2 separate regions of the Mus musculus genome follow, and region 1 is linked to region 2. Evidence: chromatin loops called from intact Hi-C (ENCODE). Cell type or tissue: left cerebral cortex. All regions are shown on one strand. Region 1 holds the start of Batf2 (basic leucine zipper transcription factor, ATF-like 2). Region 2 overlaps Majin (membrane anchored junction protein).

Region 1 (5,000 bases), 54 kb after region 2:
AGCCCTACCCCGTGTCTAGCTTACAGCTTACTTAATAAGTAGGGAGGGTGGGATTTGAACCCAGACCATAGCAACCTCAAACACACATTCTCAAAAGTCAGCATTGGCTTCTTCTGAGTGCAATAATCTCAATGGTAGAACAGAGGCACATGGTATTTTCCCAACTGTCCACAGACAGTGAAGGAAAGAAGGTGAGAGTAGACACCCCAGAGTGAGCTGCCATTCCTATGATCTTCCAGCCCACAACCCCACAAAGGCAGCAGGGTCAGGGTCTGATATGATCCCATGTGCCTGTCCTCAACTCAGTCTAAAGGGGCTGGCACTCACTTACTGAAACAACATTTAATTTCCTCTGTGTGTGTGTGTGTGTGTGTGTGTGTGTGTGTGTGTGTGTGTACACTGTAGGAGGACAGCCTTAAGTATCATTCATGTTCAGAAGCCATCTGCCTTCTTTTAATTTAAGTTGTGTGTATATGTGGTGACCTGTGTATGCATGTGAGTGTCTGTACCCTTGGAAACCAGAAGCAGGTGTTAAGTCCCCTGGAGCTGGAGTTACAGGTGATTTGGTTGTGAGCTGCCCCGTGAAGGTGTTGGGAACCAATCTCGGGTCCTCTCCAAGAGCAGTGAGCATTCCTAACTGGCCCCCACCTAGTTTGTTTGTTTGTTTGTTGTTTGTTTGTGAGATATAGTCTCTCACTGGTCTGGGACTCACCAGTAAGACTGGGCTGCCTGGTCAGCAAGCGCCCCTCTCCCAGGGCTGGGCTTACAGGTGCTTGCCACCTAACCAGGTGCTTTATGGATGCTAGGGACCAAGCTCAGGTCTTTAGGCTTCCGAGACAAGTACTTCACTGACTATGCTATCTCCCCATCCCTTCAACAAACATTTATTAAACATCTACTATGCACCAGGCACAAAACTAGAAGGGCACAGAAGTGGGAAAAAGAAGAAGAAAAAGGAGGAGTAGGAAGAGGAGACAAAACAAACAAATAAAATTAGGCAAAATGGCAAGATGTAATGGAAGGATTAGTTCAGGCCAGACTTGGCTACATAGTGAGTTTGAAGCCAGCCTGGGATACACGAGATCTTTCCTCAAAGCAGGAATGTCACCTACCTGGCACAGAAGAGATCTACAAGACTCCATGCTCACTCACAGGGCAGTGGGGCGGCTGCCTAGAACTGATGGAGATTCCATTGGGCAGAGAGGACTGCTCCTGAGAGCTCTGAGCCCTCCAACCCCGGGGACCACAAAACTTAAATGGAACTTGAAGTCAAATGCCTAGAGCGGGACCCTGTCTCTGTCACTCCACCTCAGGCAAGACTCCAGCCACTCTGGCTGAGGACTCTGCATGTCCCTTGGATTGTGGCTATATCCTCCTCAGGGCAAACTTCAGACCAGAATAGAGGCTGGAGAAAGACAGAGTCAGCGAGGAAAGAAGGCAGCTGTGATTTGGGAGACTAGAGAGAGAAGGGAAGGATCTGGGAAACGCTGCAAGGTGAGAGCAAATGGATTGCGAGGAAGCAGTACGCACGCATGCAGGGTCCAAGTTCAAAGCTGGAGACTGGTCTGCAGTGTGAGCGCCAGGAAGTCATTCCAGTGCCCAGGAGGAACTAAACCGTGAGATGGGAGTGTGCAGCCCAGTTCCCAGGTCACACAGATCATGGTGACCTTACTGCAGCCTTCCTTGTCTCTCTCCATAGCGTTTCTTTCCTAGTCCCCTGTACTCACTGTCTCAGTCAGCAGCTCGCTACTCCCACAGAGTTGCATGGCTTAGGCAAGGGGAAAAGAGGTTCAGTCTGGTCCTGGATGTCCCCTCAGCAGCTGTCCCCTCCCAGTGACCTATGGAGGCCCAAGGAAGTGGTGGCTCTTTAAATCCCCAGTGGCCACTCCGCCCCTAGCACACCCAGTTTCAGTTTCTCCTAAAACCATGGGCTGCCCAGAATCCCTGGCTCTTGCTCGCTCACGCTCACTCACGTGGGTGGAACTTCCTAACAAGAGCAGCCTTCCGGTTAGGCCCCTTCTCTAGAAGAAGGATGGTGGAGGGTAGATGGGAGCAGTTAACAAGACCGTATCCTGGAGAGGGCTGGCAGGATGCCAGGGACAGAACCTAGAGGAAAAGCGGGGTTGGGGTGGGGTGCGTGAAGGAGCCCCCATAGTCTCTGAGAAAGTCCAGGTTCACAGTCCACACTGGAGCTGTGCAGCTTTGAGAAGGTGATTCACCTTCTCTGAACTTTGGTTTCCTTATCTATGAAGGGTATGGGTAGGGTGGAGCAAATTTCCAGGCCTGCGGCTGGGTGTGCCTGGTGTGGTACTTGCACTGGAGAAGCAGAGGCAGGAGAATCATTCATGAGTTTGAAGCCAACCTGGGCTACATAGTAAGAACTAAAAATTCTCAAAATATAAAAGTTCCCAGGCATAACAAAAGAACTGTGACAACACGACCACTCCAAACTCTCTGAGACCGATGTTGGACTCATGCAAAAAATCAACAATCAGAGCTGGCGTGATAGTGCTCGTGACTGCACGAACCTCCAAATCTCAGGACTCAGAGGCAGAGCCCAGCAGGTATCTGAGTTAAAGGCCAGCCTGGTCTACAGAGTAAGTTACAGGACAACCAGGGCTAAATGATGAGACCCTGTCCCACTGATGATGAAGAATTTAAACTTTTTAAATTTAATTTATGCATACCAGTGTTTTGCTTGCATGTATGTCTCTGCCCTACATATATGCCCCGTGTCCTCAGAGGCCAAAAGAGGGCACTGGAGCCCCTGGAACTAGAGTTTCAGATATTTATAAGCAAAAATGTAGGCGCTAGAAACTGAACCTGGATCTTCTGGAAGAATAGCCAGTGCTCTTAATCGCTGAGTCATCTCTCAAGCCCACAAAATAAAACTTTTAAAGGAATCTTTATGTCCAAGTTTATATTTAAAAAACAAAAAGTGCTAAATCTGGGCACAGTGGCAGATGCCTATAATCCTTGGGAAATGGAGGCAAGAGGACCAGAAGGACAAGGCAGTTTATGGCTACACAGAATTGGGGTCTAGCCTGGGTTAGAAGAGACGGTGTCTCTTAATAAATAAGTAAAGTAAATAAAAATAAAAAGACTGCAATTGATTAGTAGTGTCTGCCATGTCGTGATGTCTGTAATGACCAGAGTTATGCAACACAGGAATCTTTTGCCATCTCTAGAACTGGTCCTGAAGCCAGCTTGAGCCTTAAGAGATGAGCCCTGGTGCTCTGCCCACCAAATTTATCATCCATACCTTCTGTGTGTGATCCCTTTGCTGTGGATGATAAAGTCATTCCTAGTCCACAGAGCTGTTTGAAGGGGAGGAACAGGATGAAGAGAGCCCTTCCCTATTAGAAAGCACTGCCCAGCCTGGTGCATCTTCTCTTTGAGACTTGCAGTGGATCTGGATTCTAGGATCGCTGACATATTCATAATTGAAACTGTTGGGTCGATGAGATTGGACGTGCCAGCAGGACCCTATCACCTTGCTTCTGAGAGCCCTGGGGGCAGGGGCTGAAATGGGTTGACCTAGGCTACCCATTTCTTGGAATTATTTTTGTCTCCCAGACATCGGGTAGGGTAGGGCGCTGGCTGGATGCAGCACCTGAGGGGCTCATTAAGCCTGTCTGTGAACTCCACAGGGGAACAATCTGGAGGAAGCTTGGGTATGACGTCACCCCAAAAAACACCTATTGAGAAGACTAGGGCCCAGTGTCCCTGCTTCAGCCTGCAGTTCTAACTAGACTCCTTGACTTCCTAGACCAGGGGCTTCCAGGAGAACTGGACAGTCTACAGGGGCGCCTCCTCCTGGGAGACCACATCTCCAGAGGAAGAGGAAAGGGGGGTGTTTATGGCTTGATCTTCAGAAGGGAGAGGGAGTGGCGGGCGGGGATGGGTACAGGGTAATGTTTAACCTTAAATGGCCCTGCAAGCTTCCCTGAGAGGTGGATGGACTTCCAGACCAGTGAGACTACACGCCCTGACCCCTCGCTCAGCCAGGGACCTCATCACCTCACACCAACACAATAGCCTGGATGGCTTACACAGTGCTTATTCCCCATAGCTCTAGAGGCAGAAAAGCCCCAAAGCAAGACAACAGCAGGTTGAGCTCTTGTTAAGGGTTGCCAGGGTCTCATTGTGTAGCCCAGGCTAGCCTTAAACTTTCAGAGATGCTTTGGACTTAGCCTCCAGAGCACTGAGATTCCAGGTGTGTAGCACCAAGTTCTATCGTTTGGCAGAGCTTTGTGTTCTTGTTATCTAGGTCAGGGTCTCACTAGGTAGCCCTGGCTGGCTTAGGACTCTATGTGCATCAGGCTGGCCTTAACGTAATGCCTCTGCCTAGTGAGTTACCATGTTTGGTGGTGGCAGCTGCTGCTGCTGCTACTACTGTTTGTCATTGTCACTGTCCTCCTCCTCCTCCTCTTCTTCCTCTTCCTCCTTTTCTTTTTGAGGGAGGGTCTTACTATGTAGCCCAGGCTGGCCTCCTGAAGTTGGTACAACTACAGCCATGTGACACTATCTAACTGAAGGTTTGGTGTTTGAAACATGAATTTGGAGAAAACACTGACATTAAATACATTCCTAAAGGGTGGGGTCATAAAACCCAGAGAGTTAAGGTCTCCCACCCCAGGGAGGCAGAGCTGGAAGGAGAACACAATCGCTCTTTCGTCCAAGCTCCCAGTCTTCTCTGTCAAGCTCTTGGGGGCCTGTGACCCCTGCAGGGTGGTGGGTGGAAGTTGGGGGTTTCCCAGTACCTGAGGTCCAAAGCAAGTATCTGCCTTGCTCTCAGAAGTGACCCAATGTCTCAAACACTGCCTTCAGCTAACAGATGCTCCGTCAGCACATGAACAAATTAAAGGTGGGAAGCTTCAATGTGGAGACATCAGACATCCAGGCTCCCCAGCATTTCCCTGGAAGACTCGCTGCCACGGGACCTGCACACCTAGAGGCCCCTTCTAGCCTGTAAGAAAACGGAGCCACAGGAAGGAGAT
Region 2 (5,000 bases):
TTGGTATCTATGGCATGCCCAGGGTCCTGTTCCTACAGATGAGAGAGAGCTACAGGAGGAAGAAAGCCTTTCTTACCCTCCTAGACAGCAAGGGCCTAGCTCTAATTTTTTGAAAGGGTAATTCTTTTTTGTTTTTGTTTTTTTGTTTGTTTGTTTGTTTTTTTGAGACAGGGTTTCTTTTTTTTTTTCCTTTTTTTGTTTTTGTTTTGTTTTGTTTTGTTTTGTTGTTTTTGAGACAGGGTTTCTCTGTATAGCCCCGGCTGTCCTGGAACTCACTTTGTAGACCAGGTTAGCCTGGAACTCAGAAATCCGCCTGCCTCTGCCTCCCGAGTGCGGGATTAAAGGCGTGCGCCACCACGCCCGGCTGAAAGGGTAATTCTTAGAGACTTAATGAAACTCTGATTCTGGACTTACATCTCGCTGCAGGGAACACTGAAGAGTCCAGCATTTATGAGGGCTGGGTATAAGTGGTCAGATGGCAAAGGCCATCCCAGAAACAAGGCAACTCCTCTCACAAAAAAGGGTAGCTTAGTGTACAGGCACAAACTACAGAGAGGAGAGACAGCTGAGGAAGACTGTGCTGCCACTGAGGAGGGCCATCAGGCTGTCACACCTTGAAAGCCACTGACAGTTCAGAATCAGACCTGCTTAAAAGTGGAGCAGAGGTGAGAATACACTGAGTAGTCTGGTCCACATCGGGTCATTTATCTGTTCTCTACTATCTTTGTGACCCTTTCGTAGTCTGGCTCTTTAGGTCTGGGATCCGAAAGAACAAAAAAGAAAAGGGTCTCCCTTCCTATTCTTCCCCAAACAGAGCTCAGGAGACAGGTACTGCATTCTTCTCACACGTTCCCTGCTAAAGCTTTTCAATGTGTTCAGACATGCACGGTCCTCCCTGGCTGTATGTGCTCCTATAACCCAAACTTTCTTCAAAGGGGTGGGAGGATGCCAAGCACGGAGCCATAGGAACAGATTCAATTCTTCCAGCTCAAGTGGCTTGCACTGAGAGTCACTGTGGTTACATTAATTTAGGAGAAATCCTTTGCAGGAACAGGGTCTGTGATGGAGGCTGTCTCTGGGCGTCGAGTGAAAATCAATAAACATGCTCCTTTGCTCAGCTTTCCTCAGCCCAGAGCTGAGATGAAAAGGTAATTGTGTTGAGTAAGAAGCTGCGGGTACTGTTCTTGCAGGAGATGATGTGTCAAACTAAGAATAGGAAGGTACGGAGGGTAGTGCGAGGGGAATGCTCCTTTGTAGCAATTATCTTGCTTGTAGAGCACTTTGTTCTCCAGAGCTTCATGTACCCCTCTTGTACTTTCTCAGTTCTCTTCTTGACTTCCAGAGGCTGAGAGTGTAGAGGAAACAGCTCCTGGCTCAAAAATACTCGGTGTGCTGTGGGGCTGACACAAAACTCCATCTTCTAACCCTGTTCTCAGAGGCAGAAGTCTATATTCCCAAGGGCACAGTCAAGTGCTTGATAAACTCCTGGAAATAAGCAGTCAGGTTTTACATGTGTGTTGGGTGTCCAGGCACACAACATGCCTTAACCATGTGACAAAAGATTAGAAGTGAGGTTGTTTTAGCACTTTACTCCAGAAGGTTTTAGGTCATTCCCGAGATCCTGGTGGACTTAAGGCCGATCACTGTCTAGTCCCTGCTAATCTGTCCAATAACAATTCCCAGCACTGAGTTCCTGATGCATTGGCCTCCAGGCATAAAAAGTGTTGAATTCTTCTCTCTTGGCCTGGGCTCTTCAAGGGCCTCAGCTTTCCCAGGGGACTTTCCCCTCATGACCTCTTTATGTTTTCTAGGTAGCCTGTGCTTCCTGGAGGCACACAGCTATCTGATTGCCTGGCCTGACATTCCTGGGGGCTTTAGAGGCTCGACAGCCTGAGTACTTGGCACATACTAAACACAAATGCATACGGTACTTCTTTGCTTCTTCACTGACTATGTTGTGGGTCCTGGGAAGTCCAAGGTGGGAGCTGTTAGTACCTGGAACTTAGGATCAGAACTACTTTGGAGACACAAAGAAAAAAATTTAAAAATATCTATAAGGCACATATAATAGTTACAAGATATTTAAAAGGGGGAGGAAATAATGTTTGCCACTTTCTTTTGGTGGGGGGAGATGGGGCTGAGACAGAGTTTCTCTATGTAGCTCTGCCCACTGAGTGCTGGGATTAAAGTCATGCACCACCATTGCCTGGCTAAAATGTGTCACTTTGAAGACAACTATCAGCACTTAAAATGGAGATGTGGCCAGTATGTGAACATTTAAATGAAGAAACAAACCATCAAATAAATCAAGTAAAGTCACATCGCTGTGACAGCCTGGCCCTGTTTTGGAGGCTTTGTTAGTTTTCTCTCTCTCTCTCTCTCTCTCTTTTTTTATAACTTAAAGAATTTATTTTACTTTGAATTACATGTGTGTGTGTGTGTGTGTGTGTGTGTGTGTGTGTGTGTGTGTGTGGAGTGTGTGTGCATGTGTGTGAGCAGTACCCACAGGAGACAGAGGTCTCTGTGGGCAGGGAAGCTCTCTGGAGCTGGTGTTACTGGCAGCTGTGAGCTGCCTGCCCTTAATGTTCAGAACTGCTGGAGAGCAGTAATGATCTTAACCACTGACCCATCTCTTCAACCTTTTAGCTACTTTTTAAATTTCAGGCAATAGGGGCAGAGTCTATGTAGCTCTGTCGGGCCTTGAACTGACAGTGATCTGCCTGCCTCTGCCTCCCAAGTGTTAGAATTAAGGGCACAGGCAATCATGCCCGGGATTAACTACATATTTATGTGGATGTCGGAATGTGAGGTGCATGAGGGTAAAGTGGAAATGTCTGGTTTCTTTGGAGACTCAGTTAGGTTATAATGATGCTCTGCTGAAGCAGACACCTGAAAGGACACCTGATATTTAGAAAGGGCGTAAATCTGACCCCACAGACAGCGGGAGCTCAAGCACTGCTCACTCTGCTTCGCCCCTAGTCTTCACTGACGACATGCATGCCTTGATTCGCCTGACACTGCATTGCTGAGCTTTGCCTGTGGTGACTTCATAGAGAGAAACTTATCAAAGAACTTCTCCTGAGGTTCCTGCAGCTTCTTGCCACTTCCATGGACTTGGGCCGATTGGCCAGTCTCGACGTTTCTTCTGGACTGAACTGCCCTTGCAGATTCATGTGTGGTGTCTGCTGAGTGGACTGGACTGAAGCTGCTGATTAGTGTTTGGTGTTTGCTAGTGGACTGGACTGAGAACAACAAAGATTGGAATCACCCTAAAGAACTATTTCTAAACAAGTGCACTTCCTTTCCCTATATCCTAATAACCTTTCTTTCCCACTACCTCTGGTGGGTGCTGGGCTAGAGGGAAGGTTGAACCCTTATTAAAGTAGGCTACAAAAAATTGCCTACATGAGGGTGTGCTTCTGTCATGGCATATGCATAGAAGTCTGAATCTCTCAGGTTGGTCAGATCTTTTTTTCCACATTGTGGGTGCTGGGGATGGAAGCCACGTCATCAGGCTTGGCAGTAGGTTCCTTTGACAAATGAGCCATCTCACTCGTGTGTGTGTATGTGTGTGTGTGTGTGTGTGTGTGTGTGTGTGTGTGTGTGTCTGTGTGTGTGTGTGCACGCAGGTGCTCACAGAGTCCAGAATAGGGTATTGGACCCTCTGGAGCTGGAGTTACAGGCAGTTGTGTGCTGCCCAACATGGATACTGGAAACTGAACTCAGGTCTTCTGCAAGAGCAGCGAATGCTCCTAACTGCTGAGCCATCTCTCAACCCTCTGTTTATTTTAGAGACAAGGTCTTACTGTGAGGCCCTGGCTGGCCTTGGGACTCTATAGAGCACAGGCTGACCATAAATCAGAAAGCTCAGATCCTGCCTCTGACTCCTAAATGCCGAGATAAAAGCATGTGCCACCATGGTGACCAGCTTCCTGAATTCTTCTACAAAGTAATTTAAAAATATACCTTTCAGCATTCTATCCGTGTAAATACTACACTGGATCACTTCCTTCCCCCCCCCCCCCCCCCGCTTTTTGGACCCACAACATAGAGTTACCTGCATGTGTATGTGTGTAGGGTTATTCACTAGGCCATGGCAGCTTACCAGTGGCTACACCCTGGCACAAAATGACTTCTCTTCCCCAAGCAGTTCATGATCTGCCAGCACCTTAGTTAGGGGTTGAGCTTGAGTGCCCTTCCCCTTCCATGAAGGGGTGATAACTGCCTAGATCTTGTCTGGGTTTAACTTGGCTCAGCTTGGCTGCTGTGAGGTTATGAATACACTGACCGTTGGGTCCTGAAGACATCACTTCACAGCCCCACCCCCACCCCCAGTCTCACTCCACAGCCCTGCTGACCTGAAACCTACAGTGTAGTTAGGCAGGCCTCACACTCTAGCCATCTTGCTGCCATGGCCAGAGTGCTAGAGTTACAGGTGTGCACCTCCACTCCCCACCTACGTCTAGTGTTGATACATGGCCCCCTCACCTGCTAAAACCAGACATGCCCAGATCAAACGCCAATGTAGATTAAGGCAAAAACTTTTCTACAGTGAAGATTCTACTTCGGATCTCACACCCATTCAATTCAGACCTATTTTTAAATTATAAAACACGAGCAGTTAAGTTGAAAAGACTGTCAACATGAAAAGATCCACGCGTGTGTTCATTATCCAACTACTTTGGGGACAGTGACAAGTGCAGAATAGTTGAATGTCATTCTGCAGAGAATGAAACCCAAGAATGAGTTCAGTGTGCAGCAAGGACCAAGCAGAGCGGGTAACAGGAGCCCAGCCTGTAACAGAGAAGGGGCCCTCAGAGCCTCAAAGCTCCCATCTTGATGCTTACCCTCTTGCTCTCCTTCAGAGGCTTCTTGTTGCTGGAAGCTTCACTAGAAGTCTCCATCTTGGCCCTGAAGGGGAGGAGGAAAGCCCAGAGAATGCCACTGCTGTGGCAGCATCACCACTTTCAAGCAAATGGAGCCCAAATGAGTATCTCAGC

Evidence for each region. Hi-C counts contacts between places; a loop is a spot of excess contacts. Peaks named below come from ENCODE experiments on the same cell type or tissue, not always from the same donor. Only the 100,000 strongest peaks of a DNase experiment are listed, where the experiment ranks them.
Region 1: a loop joins it to region 2, with 2.0 times the contacts of the local background. A loop is called at or near these places in 6 of 42 quality-filtered maps.

Annotation. Positions count from the first base shown.
Region 1 is chr19:6,161,281-6,166,280 of GRCm38, reverse strand. It overlaps Batf2 (basic leucine zipper transcription factor, ATF-like 2), which reads right to left and starts at 1,842. Exons shown (of 3, transcript NM_028967.2): 1 at 1,728-1,842. The coding sequence starts at 1,766. In left cerebral cortex, no CTCF peak of the experiment used is centred here; a DNase peak (open chromatin) is centred at 1,974.
Region 2 is chr19:6,215,057-6,220,056 of GRCm38, reverse strand. Majin (membrane anchored junction protein) reads right to left here. Exons shown (of 11, transcript NM_001165919.2): 8 at 4,848-4,911. Among named protein-coding and RNA genes, the nearest start is that of Gpha2, 8.8 kb to the left of the region's middle. In left cerebral cortex, no CTCF peak of the experiment used is centred here; no DNase peak of the experiment used is centred here.